Regions from separate parts of the Homo sapiens genome. Here regions 2 and 3 are each linked to region 1. Evidence: chromatin loops called from intact Hi-C (ENCODE). Cell type or tissue: CD4-positive, alpha-beta T cell. All regions are shown on one strand. Links, peaks and the distances in the headings refer to the core of each region. The heading gives the core; the rest is flanking DNA.

Evidence for each region. Hi-C counts contacts between places; a loop is a spot of excess contacts. Peaks named below come from ENCODE experiments on the same cell type or tissue, not always from the same donor. Only the 100,000 strongest peaks of a DNase experiment are listed, where the experiment ranks them.
Region 2: a loop joins it to region 1, with 16 times the contacts of the local background. A loop is called at or near these places in 2 of 110 quality-filtered maps.
Region 3: it touches region 1 in a loop (11-fold over the local background); 98 of 110 quality-filtered maps call a loop at or near these places.

What each region holds. Positions count from the first base shown.
Region 1 is chr1:28,515,712-28,521,363 of GRCh38, reverse strand. RCC1 (regulator of chromosome condensation 1) reads right to left here. Exons shown (of 13, transcript NM_001381865.2): 4 at 4,497-4,639. It overlaps LOC124904836 (small nucleolar RNA U13), which reads right to left and starts at 3,888; the gene lies at 3,789-3,888. RefSeq lists enhancers at 2,156-2,365, 1,659-2,509, 2,510-3,361, 4,436-4,495 and silencers at 2,506-2,595, 2,646-3,285. In CD4-positive, alpha-beta T cell, for the core only: CTCF peaks have their summits at 3,008 and 3,211 (motif pointing left); DNase peaks (open chromatin) are centred at 2,113, 2,373, 2,843, 3,133 and 1 weaker place; H3K4me3 peaks cover 1,470 bases; H3K27ac peaks cover 808 bases.
Region 2 is chr1:28,755,500-28,760,113 of GRCh38, reverse strand. All of the region lies in intron 4 of YTHDF2 (YTH N6-methyladenosine RNA binding protein F2), which reads right to left. Among named protein-coding and RNA genes, the nearest start is that of YTHDF2, 21 kb to the right of the region's middle. In CD4-positive, alpha-beta T cell, for the core only: a CTCF peak has its summit at 3,054 (motif pointing right); a DNase peak (open chromatin) is centred at 3,073.
Region 3 is chr1:28,601,480-28,606,093 of GRCh38, reverse strand. TAF12 (TATA-box binding protein associated factor 12) reads left to right here. Exons shown (of 6, transcript NM_005644.4): 5 at 634-722; 6 at 2,520-3,244. The coding sequence ends at 2,555. Among named protein-coding and RNA genes, the nearest start is that of RAB42, 12 kb to the right of the region's middle. RefSeq lists an enhancer at 3,155-3,655. In CD4-positive, alpha-beta T cell, for the core only: CTCF peaks have their summits at 2,877 and 3,076 (motif pointing right); a DNase peak (open chromatin) is centred at 3,083.

The DNA.
Region 1 (5,652 bases), core at 1,868-4,367:
ACACCCAGCTAATTTTTTGTATTTTTAGTAGAGACGGGGTTTCACCGTGTTAGCCAGGATGGTCTCGATCTCCTGACCTCATGATCCACCCACCTCGGCCTCCCAAAGTGCTGGGATTACAGGCGTGAGCCACTGCTCCCGGCCAGAGGACCACCTTCTAAAAGGTGGAGCCCTGTTCCCGGTACCTGCCTGCACAGCCTCTACTGCACAAATGGGTCTTGTATACAGACTTCTCTCACTGCTCTGGGTGTGTTTTCCTTTATTTGCTTTTCTTTTCTTCTTTTTGAGATGGAGCCTCACTCTGTTGCCCAAGCTGGAGTTCAGACTCACGATCTCAGCTCACTGCAACCTCCGCCTCCCAGGTTCAAGCGATTCTCCCGCCTCAGCCTCCCTAGTGCTGGGACTACAGGCGCAAGCCACCACGCCTGGCTAACTGCTTGGTATTTTTAGTAAAGACGGGGTTTCACCATGTCGGCCAGGCTGGTCTTGAACTCCTGACCTCAGGTGATCTGCCCACCTTGGCCTCCCAAATTGCTGGGGTTACAGTCGTGAGCCACCGAGCCCGGCCTCTCTGGCTGTTTTCTTAACCAGGCAGTGAGTGTCTGGGCTGGGAATAAGGAGTTGGCTTTTGGCATCATGCTTCCCCACCCCGCCCCACACAACACAGCTTCCATCTTCAAGGAGCATACAGTCTCTGGGAGAAGAGTGAGACAGTCACAGATAAGTCGGCTACAGAGTCAGCTTCCACCATCAGGCACTCCTGAATGCCCACAGCTGCCCTTTGAGGTGAGCAGACTCATCCCAGTTTTACAGCTAAGGGGAAGATGAGGCTCAGGGAAAGGTGACCCAGGTCACAGAGAGGTGGAATGAAATCCCAGTCTCATGACCATGCTCCACCAGAGCTGGAGCTGCCCTACCCCCACCTCACCTTCCTTATTTATTGAAGAAAGTGGGTAGGCACGCCAGTCTAGACAGTCTGCCCGGAGCCTGGTGCTCCTGCCCTGACCTCCAGTGACCTCACCACAGCCTCGATTTCTGTAAAAGGAGACAGAGCCCTCCCAGGCCACTGCAGCTGTGCCCTCCGTCCCCCACACCAGGAGGAAGAACTTGCCTGCCAGACTAAGGCTGAAAAATCTCTGTGTGTAAGGTCCCCAGGAGGGAAGGGAGGAGAGGGCTCATGTGTCAACAATATACATTTGGTGAGCTGCTGTTATGCCAGGCACACAGGTGGTATATTTCACACTAGGAGTTTCTCACCTGGGATCCCCGTTCTATACAACCTGTGCCTGGGCCTATGTGTTCATTTTTCCTGGGGGAAGGGACACACAACTTCACTGCTTTATGAAAATTATAGGATATTACTATTCGGGAGGCTGAGACAGGAGAATCGCTTGAACCCGGGAGGTGGAGGCTGCAGCGACTGAGAGCACGACACTATACTACAGCCTGGGCGATAGACCAAGATTCTGTATCAGAAAAAAAAAAAAAATTGGCCGGGTGCGGTGGCTCACACCTGTAATTCCAGCACTTTGGGAGGCTGAGGCAGGTGGATCACCTGAGGTCAGGAGTTCAAGACCAGCCTGGCCAACATGGTGAAACCCCGTCTCTACTAAAAAAAAAAAAATACAAAAATTAGCTGGGCCTGGTGGTGTGTTCCTGTAGTCTCAGCTGCTCAGCAGGCTGAGGCAGAATTGCTTGAACCTAGGAGGTGGAGGTTGCAGTGAGCTGAGATCGCGCCACTGCACTCCAGCCTGGGTAATAAGAGTGGAAACTCCGTCTCAAAAAAAAAAAAATTATATCCTCACCACATGCCCCCTACCATTGCTTTACAGATAAGGAAACCAATGCTCTGGGGGACTGGGTGGGTTGCCCAAGGGCATCTGATGAGAAAGTTGTAACGATGAACAGAACAGGATTCCTGCTCTTGGGATGTCTTTGAAACAGGAGCCTCGTGAACTCCTAATTCATCTGTCCAGGTTTCACTCTGATACCCTTCTTGGGGGAAATCTTCCCTGCCTCCTCCACCCCGCAGAGTTCCTTAGTCTTGCACACAAGACGCTTCGTGACCCAGCCCCTGCTGTATCATCTTGTTACTCTCCTCCTCCAGTCACCTCAAGACCTGTGGTATCCCTGACCACAATACCTATACCTTCATGCCGTTGCACGTGCAATCCCTCTGCCTGTATCACCCTAATCCCACTACCCTCAGACTGCCTGAAAAACTCTGTTCCTTCAAAACCCCATTCAAGAGTCACTTCACCTGGAAAGCCATCCCTGAGCCTCCTGGGCAGGGTGGGGGATCCCCCTGAGGGCTCCCCGTAACACCCCACACACTCAACTTCTGCTAGGGCACACAAGTCACACGTGGTCGAAGTTAGGTCAATATGTGACGTATGAATGACTTGCCAGTAGCGTCCGTCGCCTGGGTTCAAGGGCATAGTTCGCTAATGACACGGGCCTGCTCTTCTCACTACTGTCCCCCAGCCCCGCAAGAGAGGGACGCAATAAATGGCCAGCAAATAATCTGCTGACAGACTGAGCTGCTGCGGAGTTCAAGACACACGGCTCCCAAAGGTCCACAGCGGGAGACCCTCGAGCTCCTACGACCCACCCTCTCCCGGGCAGGGCTCCCTCCCCGATCTGCAAACCGCCTTCTCCAAGCGCATGCCGGACAAAACCATCCTCCTCGCGGCAGAGACCCATCCCCCGCCCGGGCGGCCGCGCGCACCCGGCCCGCCGCGCTCGCGCAGTTTGAATCTCCCGCCTGCGCGGGCGCCGCGGTGCGGGCGTGAGAGGCGCGGCGGCGGAGGGGCCGCGCGGCCCTAGCTCCAGCGAGGCAGCGCCCAGCCGCTGCTGGAGCGCCCCGCGGGGCCGGGGAATCGCGAGCCCGCACCGCGCCTTCCTGCCTCCGGGCTTCACGTGGGGCCGGCGCCGCGCGACACGGGCGAGAGCGGGCAGCGACTTAGGCCCGCGTGGACCGGCCCGTGCTCCGGCTGTGGCCGCTCCGCTTACCGCCCTCTGCCCGGACCCTCCGCGCGTCCCAGGCGAGACCTACCTTGGTGCACGTCGGCCACAAGGAACTCCGGCGCTCCCCGCCGGGCCGCGAACTGCCCCAGAGCATGCGCTCTGCAGGCCTCTGGCCCCGACCCGGGTGAGAAAGGAAAACAAAGAGCCCGGCGGCCCCTGGCGGCCATCCCAGGATCTGCATGTGGCGCGCTCCCGGGCTGGGGGAGCCCTTGGCCGGGCTGGGGGAGCCCTTGGCCAGGCTGGCTCCCCTGGCCCGGTTCCAGTGGGCGTGTATTTTGGAAACCCCAAATCGGGACACGTGGACTAACAACCAGAAAGACTCCTTGAGTTCGGTCTGTTTAGGAAAATCTTGTGCGGTAGGGTCTGTACGGAGAAAAAAGATACTCATCTTCCCTACCCTCAAGAGGGCATGGAGAAGGTTGAAAAATCAGACTATCAACAACCACACAACGCTATGACAGGGATACCCAGAGGGGCATCTGACTCAGTCCGGGGCTTAAGAACAGCTTTCCAAGTTAAGTCTAGGGGGGCAGGACATCCTAGGAGAAGCGACGTTTGCAATGACAGGGAACCACGAGAACCCAGGGAGGTTGTGGGAAACTGCCAAGTAGATGGGAGTAGAGGGTGCCTGTGGGAGTGACAGATCATGGATACAGGGTCTTGTGTGTCTAAGGGGTCCAGCCTCTATCCTGAGGCAGTAGGGATATATGGGAATTTGGGCACGGGAATGGCATGATCAGATTTTTTTCCCCGTGAGTTAACATCAGATGGGTATGTGCCCATGTCTTAACAAGGTTTGAGGGAGGCACATCTCATATGCGTGTGAACACCCAGTCATCTTCTTATGAGCTACAAGAGCATCCTAATATGATCAGATCTTATAGAACAAAATAGAGAATGGACTTGGGGAAAACGGGAGCCAAGTGGGGAGGAGCAAGAGGAATGAGAGAGACCAGATAAAATAGAAGGGTGTGAGTTGGGGTTGGGTTAGAGATGGAAAACAGGTACCAAGAAAAGGCTGTCTCTTATTAACACCCATTCTTCAGGATGGATACAAACAGTTCTTCAGGATTTCAGGTGTTCCCTGAAACCCTTGCAAAGGACGTTTTCTCGATTTCATGTTGATTCAGACTCTGAGTCATTCTACGGCACCCAAAGTCTAGATGGACACTTTTGATGAGTTCTTACCAACTGAACTGAACTTTTTTTTTTTTTGAGATCGAGTCTTGCTCTTGTCACCCGGGCTGGAGTGCAATGGTGAGATCTCGGCTCACTGCAACCTCTGCCTCCCAGGTTCAAGCGATTCTCCTGCCTCAGCCTCCCAAATAGCTGGGATTACAGGTGCCTGCCACAAAGCCTGGCTAATTTTCGTATTTTTAGTAGAGACTGGGTTTCGCCATGTTGGCCAGGCTGAATTCTTATATGCAGAGCCTGCCACAAAGCACTCCCCTGTCTTCAGGGTTTCTTACCTCTCCAAGTTTACCTCTGCCTCCATCATGGACTCCTCTTTTGGATGATGTACTGTGAAATTTCTCCAACTTTTAACCCTGGGATCTCTGATCTCTCTCTCTCTCTCTGCTGTCTTCCTCCAAGATCTTACACATTCATGTAGCTTCATGTAATAATAATAAGTGATTATTATTATTATTGCCTATTTTGTAAGACCCTTTATTTTGTTAACTACAGAAACATCCATGTCAGCTCATTTGTTCCTCACAAAAACCTCATGGCAGTTGGAAGATAAGAAAACTGAAGTTTAAAGAGGTAAAGCAAGTTTTCTGGGGTCTTCACACAAGTGGTGGAAGGAGACCTCAACTCTTTTTTTTTTTTTTTTTGAGATGGGGTCTCACTCTGTTGCCCAGGCTGGAGTGCAGTGGTGCGATCTCGGCTCACTGCAGCCAGGTTCAAGCAATTCTCCTGCCTCAGCCTCCCAGGTAGCTGGGATTACAGGTGCCTGCCACCACACCCAGCTAATTTTTGTATTTTTAGTAGAGACAGGGTTTCACCATCTTGGCCAGGCTGGTCTTGAATTCCTGATCTCATGAGCCACCCACCTCATCCTCCCAAAGTGCTGGGCTTACAGGCGTGAGCCTCCGCGCCCAGCCTTAATTTTTGTACTTTTAGTAGAGATGGGGTTTCTCCATGTTGGCCAGGCTGATCTCGAACTCCTGACCCGCCCAGGCTAGAGTGCAATGGCACGATTTCAGCTCACTGCAACCTCTTCCTCCTGGGTTCAAGCAATTCTCCTGCTTCAGCCTCCTGAGTAGCTGGGATTACAGGCGCCTGCCACCATGCCCAGCTAATTTTTGTATTTTTAGTAGAGACGGGGTTTTACCATGTTGGCCAGCCTGGACTTGAACTCCTAAACGTCAGGTGATCCACCCGCCTCAGCCTACCAAAGTGCTGGGATTACAGGCGTGAGCCACCGCGCCTGGCCATTTTGTGTATTTTTAGTAGAGACCGGGTTTCACCATTTTTGCCAGGCTGGTCTGGAACTCCCGACCTCAGGTGACCTGCCCATCTTGGCCTCCCAAAGTGCTGGGATTACAGGCATGAGCAACTGCACCTGGCCTTTATTTTTATTTTTTTAGTTTTGTATTTGTATTTTTTATTTTATTTTGAGAT
Region 2 (4,614 bases), core at 1,858-4,357, 240 kb before region 1:
TGTGTGTTACTGCTTCTGAAGACTTTCCAATCGAACAAGATGTGGTGGTTAAGACACTGATACTGATGATCCTGAGCCTGTGTAGGTCTAGGCTAATGTGTTTGCCATAGTTTTTAAAAAGATGTTAAAAATGTAAGTTTTTGTTTTTCTTTTTTTAAAGACAAGAGTCTCGCTCTGTTGCCCACGCTGGAGCACAGTGGCTCAATCTCAGCTCACTGCAACCTCCGCCTCCCGGGTTCAAGCAATTCTCGTGTCTCAGCCTCCCCAGTAGCTGGGATTACAGGTGTGCACCACCACGCCCGGCTAGGTTTTGTATTTTTAGTAGAGATGGGGTTTCACCATGTTGGTCAGGCCAGTCTCCAACTCCTGGCCTCACGTAATCCACCCGCCTCAGCCTCCCAAAGTGCTGGGATTACAGGCGTGCACCACCGTACCCAGTCCCCTTATCTTTTATACTGTGTTTTAATGTACATTTTCTGTGTTTAGATACACAAATACTTATCATTGCATTACAAGTGCCTATACTATTCAGTACGGTAACATGCTGTACAGGTTGGTATCCTAGGAACAACAGATTATACCATATAGCCTAAGTTGTGTAGTAGGCTCTACCATCTAGGTTTGTGTAAGTACACTATGTTTGCAGGACAAAATCACCTGACAATGCATTTCTCAGAACATATCCCCATCGCTAAGGGATGCATGATTGTATATCTAAATCTTCCTATTAACCCAATTAGGTATGTTCCCTAAGTTTTAAAGATATTTAGGCTCAGAGGATTTTCCATCTTCAATATTGGTGACAGCGGCAGATATGAAACCAACTCTTCCTCCAGAGCTCCAGGTCTTTCCAGTACCTATATATTTATTATCAAGACCACAAAATCCATAATTCATGCTCTACCAATATCAACTTTATACACCCAAATTTAAAATACAGGAGAATCACTTGTAGAGCTGATAAAATGCAGATTCCAAGGCCTCACCTCCAAAGATGCTCATTCAGTAGGTAAGGGAGAACAAGAATCTCAAAGTAAGAACTCTCAGAGGGTACTTTTTGTACTAACTGAAAAACTTCTCTTCAATCATTTCTAATCCTACAAGAAATACCTAGGGAGCTTATTAAATAAAATTTCTAATTCAGTTAAGTCTGTAAGTAGAACCTAGGTTATCAATGTATTTTTTAAACTTTCAAGGTGACTCAAAAGTTGTTTTAAATCAGTTACCATTTTTTGGCATTTATATACTGAAGCTCTCACGTCCAGGTCCACCGTACTTCCCCTCTCCTCACCACTGTGCAGGCCCACCGACCTCAACTAAAGTAACTTTTGCCATAACTAAAACTTTGAATTAGCCAAGAACTTGTCTAGGTTCTAATTCTAGCTCTGCCACCAAAGTGAGGTAACCCTGCAGTTCATGTATAACATGACAGTGGGGTAGACTAAAACGGTCCTACTTATGATAACCTGTCGCTGTGCATTATCCAGAACTGTTTACACTCTTCCTTATTCCTGCTGCCTGTAATTAGCAGCAACTTTTACAACCTTCAGCAAATGGTCATGGAGGTCATGTAGAGTAGATCTAATTCATTCCATTTTGAGACTTGTGATGGGAAAATTAAAACTGAGTGCTTACATACTTACGTTCCAACTAATTATGTTCTCTTTATATGTCCACAAAGGGGACTGACTACAGGCATCAGCAGATACTAAAACACAGTTAGCAATTTTATTATTATTAGTTTTTTGGAGACAGGGTCTCACTCTGTTGCCCACACTAGGGTGCAGTAATATGATCCTAGTTCACTGCAGCCTCAACTTCCTGGGCTCAGGGGATCCTTCCACCTCAGCCTCCCAGGTAGCTAGGACCACAGGTGCACGCCACCACACCTGGCTAATTTCTTTTTATTATTGCTTGCCCATGCTGGTCTCCAACTTCTAGGTTCAAGTGATCCTAGGTGGTTTACAGGTGTAAACCACCACACCCGGCCAGTTAGCAATTTTAAATAAGTATGAAGATATAGCATGGCCTAAAAACAAAAAGAGCCTTGGGGCAAAACAAATCCCAGTTCTACTTCCTAGGTAGTGATCTAGTTTTTCCTTATTCAATCTCAGGTCTCTACTTGGAAGATGAAGATAATCTTCACTCTTTTACAGGATTATTACAAGAGATTGAGGATATATGACAAGCGCCTTATAGATATCCAGCAAATGCCTAAATATGGGTAAATATTATACCTAAAGCACTAAGAAAAAGAGGATGAAATGAACACTATATACAAGATGATTATAACTGTATAAATTACATAGGTAAAGAAAAGAAAAAATGCCAAGATGAGTAGTTTTGTTGTAGTACAGGAATTACAGGTGATTTCTTTTGTTTTCTACGCTTTTTATAATTTGGTTACATTTTATAATAAAAACAAATGCAAAACTTGCAAATATTTATAGTTTGCACATTGCAAGATTTTTACATGCAAACGCTTAAGTTCTATATGCTATCCACATTACTCAAAAAAAACTCACATGAAGAGCTTTTAAGTCTATCTTCTTAAAATGGCTTCATGTAGTACACCAAGTGATATAGGCAAAATCGGAATTCTGACATAAGCAGTAGGCACACTGAACATCTCTTGAGAACCAACAGAAATTGCAATACCAAGTGCAAATGAGTTGGAAAGTAGAACAACTGCCAGCCCCTGTCCCTTCCCACTCTATATCCAACAGTTCACACAGGGGATTGGCCATTTTCTTCATCTTTCTGTCTTTTCCTACCCATCCTTTTAGACCCAATTCAAATTAAGTCTTCCATAAAAGTTTCTTGGTAACTCTAGCTCTAACTGATTTTGCTATTTTTCTATACTTGGTCTCACACTGTCAATTAGTACTTTAATATATGCTGCCCTAGAATGTTTCATTTGATACATCGTAATTCCTTGATATCTTTTCCCAATGGCTAACTGGAGTTAAATCAGTTCAACGAGGGACTATTTGTTTATTCCGCAAGGAATGAAAAGCATTAGGGTACTACTAATTGGGCCCACTGGAACTAGAATTTGGTCCAGGAGGTGGCAGCAGCATGCATATTTAAACTGTTACCTGCTTTGTGTAGGAGAAAGAAGCAACGATCTGAGCTGCCACTTTTTCCTTGCTCATTGTGCAGACTTACAGGATTTCAATGATGAATGTAAAAAAGCAGGAAGAGAACGTTTGCCCTAATTCAAAGAACAGAGCTTTTTTTTCTCCTCTGCATAAACTCCTAAGGAACTATAAGAACAGTCCTTCATCATGCTGTCCCTTAAAGGCAGGCAGGCAGGCAGGCAGGCAAAGCCAATGCTGTAAGCCTTCCCTATCTCCCTCCTGGGTAACTCTTCCTCATCCCTCCAAACCTGCGCCCAGACTAAATCACCCAACACCTTTAGAAGAGATGCTGAACTTGCTGAATCCTCATACTTCTCCCATATCAAAACAGATCCCTCTACCTCATCTTCCATGCATCATTCCCATTTTTAAAAATTCACTGTCATCTAGTGTGTTTCAAATTATGCTTCATAGGAGAGATGCTTCAGGTATCTTCTGGGAGAAGGGAAGCTGAACATGTAAAAATCATTCATGAGGTTCCAAGAAAAGTTTTGTTTGCAGGGAAAAAAAGAATTCCAATGCTAAAAACTGTTAGAGGAGTAATCTTTACTTCTGGTAGGTAAGCAGAATGGCTCATACTTGAGTGATTCTTGGTTTAAACTATTCAAGATATACTAAACGATTCTAGCATTGCCAACTAGCCCTTGTCCCACAAATGTTTAAGCATGGAAAAATAGCAGTCCTCCCTGGATCAATCTTTAGCCACATCAAAATCAAAATGCTGCCATTCTTCATATTCAACTCTGTATTTCAGACATTTTTACATAGTCTATTTCACCAAAACAGCCCATACTAGGCAAACAAAAGAGCTTTATAATAGCTCTTTAAGGCTTGGAACAGAGGTTGAAAGATACCGACTCTGCAAACACAAAGATAAAGAAACATGCAGAGTCTTTTGAATGAAGTACGGAGATCAAAACTTTCAAGTCTCTAATAGCAAAGCAACTTTTTATTCAACAGACATCACTGGCATCTGCAGTCATCTGTTACCTCTCTGCAGCCTCTGAGTTAAGTGTACTCTACCATACTGCTTGAAGTTCCATACAGGCTGTGTATCCCCTATCTGAAATTCTTGGGGTAAGAAATGTTTTGGATTTCAGATTTTTTGAATATTTGTAGATACATACTGGTTGAGCAACCCTAATCTGAAAATCCAAAATAGGAAATGCTCCAATGAACATTTTCTTCAGTGTCATGTGTGCACTCAGTTTCAGACTTTGGGGCATTTCAGATTTTCAAATTAGGAATACTCAACCTGAATAGCCCCTTCCTTGTTCTCTTTCTGAAACTCAAACTATTCTCTCTCAATCTCTTTCACTTGCTCCCTCTTTATTCTTCAAATTTTGTTATTTCTGGGGAACTTTTTCCATAGTCCTTTTCTCTCACTCGTGTTGGCTCTAGAACCACGCTGCAGAATTAGAACACCAGCTTTACTTTCGTATCTCATGTGCCTTTGCAAAGTTATTTACTCTTT
Region 3 (4,614 bases), core at 1,858-4,357, 85 kb before region 1:
CCAGGTGGCAGAGGTTTCAGTGAGCCGAGATCGCACCACTGCACTCCAACTTGGGCAACAGAGTGAGACTCCATCTCCAAAAAATAAAAAATAAAAAAGCCAGGCATGGTGGCACACACCTGTAATCCCAGCTACTCAGGAGGCTGAGGCAGGAGAATTGCTTGAACCTGGCAAATGAGCCTGTGGCATATTCAATGTTGAAGCCTGAGAGATTGCAGTGAGTCGAGATTGCGCCATTGCACTCCAGCCTGGGCAACAGGAGCAAAATTCCGTCTTAAAGAAATATAAGAAATAAGAAATATTAGCTGGCCATGGTGGCATGCGCCTGTAGTCCCAGCTACTTGGGAGGCCAGGATGGGAATATCGCTTGTGCTGGGGTAGTCAAGGCTGTAGTGAGCCAAGATTGTGCCACTGCACCCCACTCTGGGTGACAGAGTGGGAAGACCCTGTCTCCAAAAAAAAAGAAAAAACCTTGGAGAAGCCATGTCCATTTTCCCTATTTGTAATAGAATCCCTTTGTGGAGTTAGTAGCCAGATGCCCACATTCATCCTCCCTGATCCAAGGGGGTCACATTGCACTCCTGGTACTGCCTTCTTGGTACGTTTATCTCTGTGCTGGCTTCTTCCTTGCAGAGCGCCAGTGGAACATGTGGATCCCAGGATTTGGCTCTGAAGAAATCCGACCCTACAAAAAAGCTTGCACCACAGAAGCTCACAAACAGGTGAGGAAATGCCAGAGCCCTGGGGACAGCCAGGGCTGATTCCTTGAGTTACGTCTCAGAGTGGATACACACAGCTACCTTCTAGGGGGCCTCGCTTCCTCCACACAGCAAACTTCACTCTCTGGAGCAAGGGTCAGAGAGGGCAAGAGGCAGCAGCGGTCTCCGGGAGATCAATAAGATATTCACATGGTGCTGTGCTGTTCCCACATGTGGTCTGTTTTTTCTCGTAACTCTGTTGAGTGTCACTTAAAGCTGTTGATTCTGGGTTCTTCTAATATGGATGCAGCTCGCCCCACCATACCTCCTTAATGAAATCTTCCTTCATTGTTGCTGATTGCAACACCATATATGGTCCTATGAAGAGAGGGCAGGTTAAAGAAAGCAAAAATGTGCTGTACTTGTTCTGAGAGGTAGTATCCAGGCTGCCGTGCTGGACATTCTGGCCTGTGTCCTGGTTTTACCTTTGAACAAGGTTCCCTCTGAACAAGGAACCTAGGAGTCAGTGTGAGAATACTACTTCTGCTGTGGAGCAAGTCATCCCCATCTTTGGTCAGTCCAACAGCAGTGTTGGCCTCCCTCTGACAAGGCTGTTATCCTTTCTGTCTTAACTTAAGTGGCTACTCTGATTTGAAACGTGAGCTTTTTCCAAGCTTAGCAGGCACAACTGGGCAGTCCTGGTTGAGTGCCCCTGCTTCGCCATAGCCTGGTATCTCTGGAGCCGGTGTTTGTAAAGCTCACGAAGCAAGCCCTAAAGGGAAGCCACCAGTTTCCTGAATGGAAAGATTGCACTGTTCAGAAGAGAGTCCCTGCAAACAATGGACTGTCACTTTGTGCTCCCAAGTTAACCATTTTCAGCCCTATTTATTTAGTCGACAAATGCCATAATATTGGTATTTGGTCAAAAAGAATGAACAAAGTAAGTTGTTAATTTGGCTAGTAGCTAGTAATAGTAAAAGAATTCAGATCATGAAACCTATGATCTGAGTGTTTCCATGATGGACTGTGGTAGAAGTTGTTAGTCTTCAGTTTCCCTTCAATGCAGGTCATGAGATGTGAAATGTCAGCTCCCTTTGTGTGTGGCAACACTTTGAAATTGAGGCCCCTTCCCTATTGTGTCCATCATTGGAGAAAAGATTGGGGTCAGGGGACCCCAGAAAACACATGCTTGGCCAGGCGCAGTGGCTCATGCCTGTAATCCTAGCACTTTGGGAGGCCGAGCCTGGTGGATCACTTGAGGTTAGGAGTTTGACACCAGCCCGGCCAATGTAGTGAAACCCTGTCTCTACTAAAAATACAAAAATTAGCCAGGCGTGGTGGCACGTGCCTGTAATCCCAGCTACTGGGGAGGCTGAGGCAGGAGAATCACTTGAACTTGGGAGGCAGAGGTTGCAGTGAGCCGAAATCATGCCACTGCACTCCAGCCTGGGCAACAGAGCGAGATTCCATCTCAAAAAAAAAAAAAAGAAAGAAAGAAAACACATGCTTTGCCAGCTTATTCTCTAAGTCACCAAAACTCAAGAGCTGTCACTTTCTCCTGCTTTTAACTTTTTTGCCATTCTGCTAGCCTAGAGCAGTTTGGTGGATGAAATGGGTCCACTAGCCCATCTAAACATCTCTTGGGGCCTTGCAGACTGCTCTCTGGTTAAAAGGAATCTACTGAGATGCCTTGTGACTGCAGGTCTCTGAGGGCTGCGGCCTACAGTGTAGACCATGAGGCCTGCTAGCCACACAGAATGTTCCAGAAAGCTCCTGACTCCAGCTGCTGCTGTATAACTGCTTATTTGTCTCTCCTTTCAGAGAATGGCATTGATCCGGAAAACAACCAAGAAATAACACACGGAAAGGTCAGGGAATGGACAGCAATGTATTTGGAGATACTTGAGCTGAGAACTCAGCCATCTCATCCTTGGATTTTTTTTTTTAATGCTTTACAGAGAAGCATATATTTTTTATTAACAGTGCAGCAATATCTATAATGACTGAGAGGATCTGCCAAAAGAATAAAGCCTCCTACCCCAACTTCCGGTCCCTTTTCCCTGCCATCTCAAAGAGGAGCAATGTATCTTCCAGAGAAGATTTTATTTGTGGTTTATTATATAAGTGACTGAATATGGGACAAAGCATTATGGTCTTTTTGGGTAAGACAGTATTAGCAGGATTTGTAAAGGGTTTTGTTTCCTTCTCCCTTCCCCTTTTCCCTGTACTTTGTAATGTCAGTGTTTATATGAATATGACTTTCATTTGCTTTTCCAGAATAAAGAAGTTATTAATCGAAAGACAGGGTACCTTTGAAATCCCAGAGGGAGTCAGGACAAGCAAGCCTGGATTGTAGCTCTCTAGTCAGCAGGTGGCAGCATCGTTATTCATTTTGGTGTTTGAGAAAAACTCAGGGATTTTCCATCATTTTACCCCAAGGGAGGCCATAACATCAGCAGGAGTTTGAGTCCAGCTTCTCGGCCATAAGAATTGAGTAGGGTGACCTTCTCTCACGGCCCTCAACTGAAGAGGCATCCTTGTTTTGGCAATGTTATATGCCTAAAAACCCTTTTTGGTTTTTTTTGTTTTTTTTTAATTTTTTTTTTTTTGAGACGGAGTCTAGCTCTGTCACCCAGGCTAGAGTGCAGTGATGTGATCTTGGCTCACTGCCACCTCAGCCTCCCAGGTTTAAGCGATTCTCCTGCCTCAGATTCCCAAGTAACTGGGGTTACAGGCGCCTGCCGCCACACCGAGATAATTTTTGTATTTTTAGTGGAGATGGGGTTTTCACTGTGTTGGTCAGACAGGTCTCGCACTCCCAAAGTGCTGAGATTACAAGCGTGAGCCACCGCGCCCGGCCTAAAAACCCTTTTTGACCTGCTCTTCTGGAACTCCTGGAGAAAGCTGTGTTTGTCCCTGTCCCTGAGAAAGGATGGGAGTAGGCCCCTGTCCTCAGGATAGGCATGTCTGTGCAGGTGCCCATCTCTTCTTAGTTGCTGTTATCTTTGATCCTGGTGTTTTCACCATCATGCAGAAGAAACCAGGCGCCTTCCAGACCTCTGGGTCATGTCCTTCAGTGGCACCTAGCATCATCCTGTCCTGGGCCCAGCATGGCCCTTGTGGATTGTGAGAGTTCTGTGGGCTCTAGGGAGGATGGCTGTCCTACCCAAGGGTCACTAGCACAGGCACAGCCACCTTGATTTGCTTTGGTCCTCTGCGTCCTGAAGCTTGGCCCAGGATGAGACCCTGCATTTCAAAATTCCCTCCCACCCTGAGTTAGATCCCATGTCCCCCCCACTTCACAGTCTCACAGATACACTGAGTGAGCTCCTCAGAGGCTGTGCTAATGTTACTGTTGCTCTTGGCTGAAGTTTCAATGCCCCAAAGAGGCAGCCAGCTTCTTTCCCTGTGGTGTCACCCAGTGCTCACCAACAGGTCACTCTTGTGGCCAACCATCAGGACGAGGATGCTGAAGGGTTTCACTTTCCCCAGAACCTCCTGATGCCAGTGGTGACACTCATAAAGGATATTCTGTTGGTGATACCAAACACCAAGGGGCCTCCAGCTGGGTTTCAGTAGTACGATGAGTCACTGACCTTGGCAGCCAAGGAATCTAGAATTAGTTTTGAGATCTCCACTAAGACAGAAGGGAACACAGGAATCGGGGAAGTTTAATGGAAAGAGCTGAGGTAGAATCAAAAGACCCCAGTTCTTGATTTGCAGTGTGACAAGTAAGTGGCGTCATCTATCTCAGTCTTGTCCTATCTGCATATTGAGGGACTTGTTCATTCACTCAGCAAGTATTTATAATCCCATGCCTGTCCTAAGCAGAGGGATACAATGATGAATAAAAACAGACCCAGGTGACCGGGCGCAGTGGCTCAAGCCTGTAATCTCAGCACTCTGGGAGGCCAAG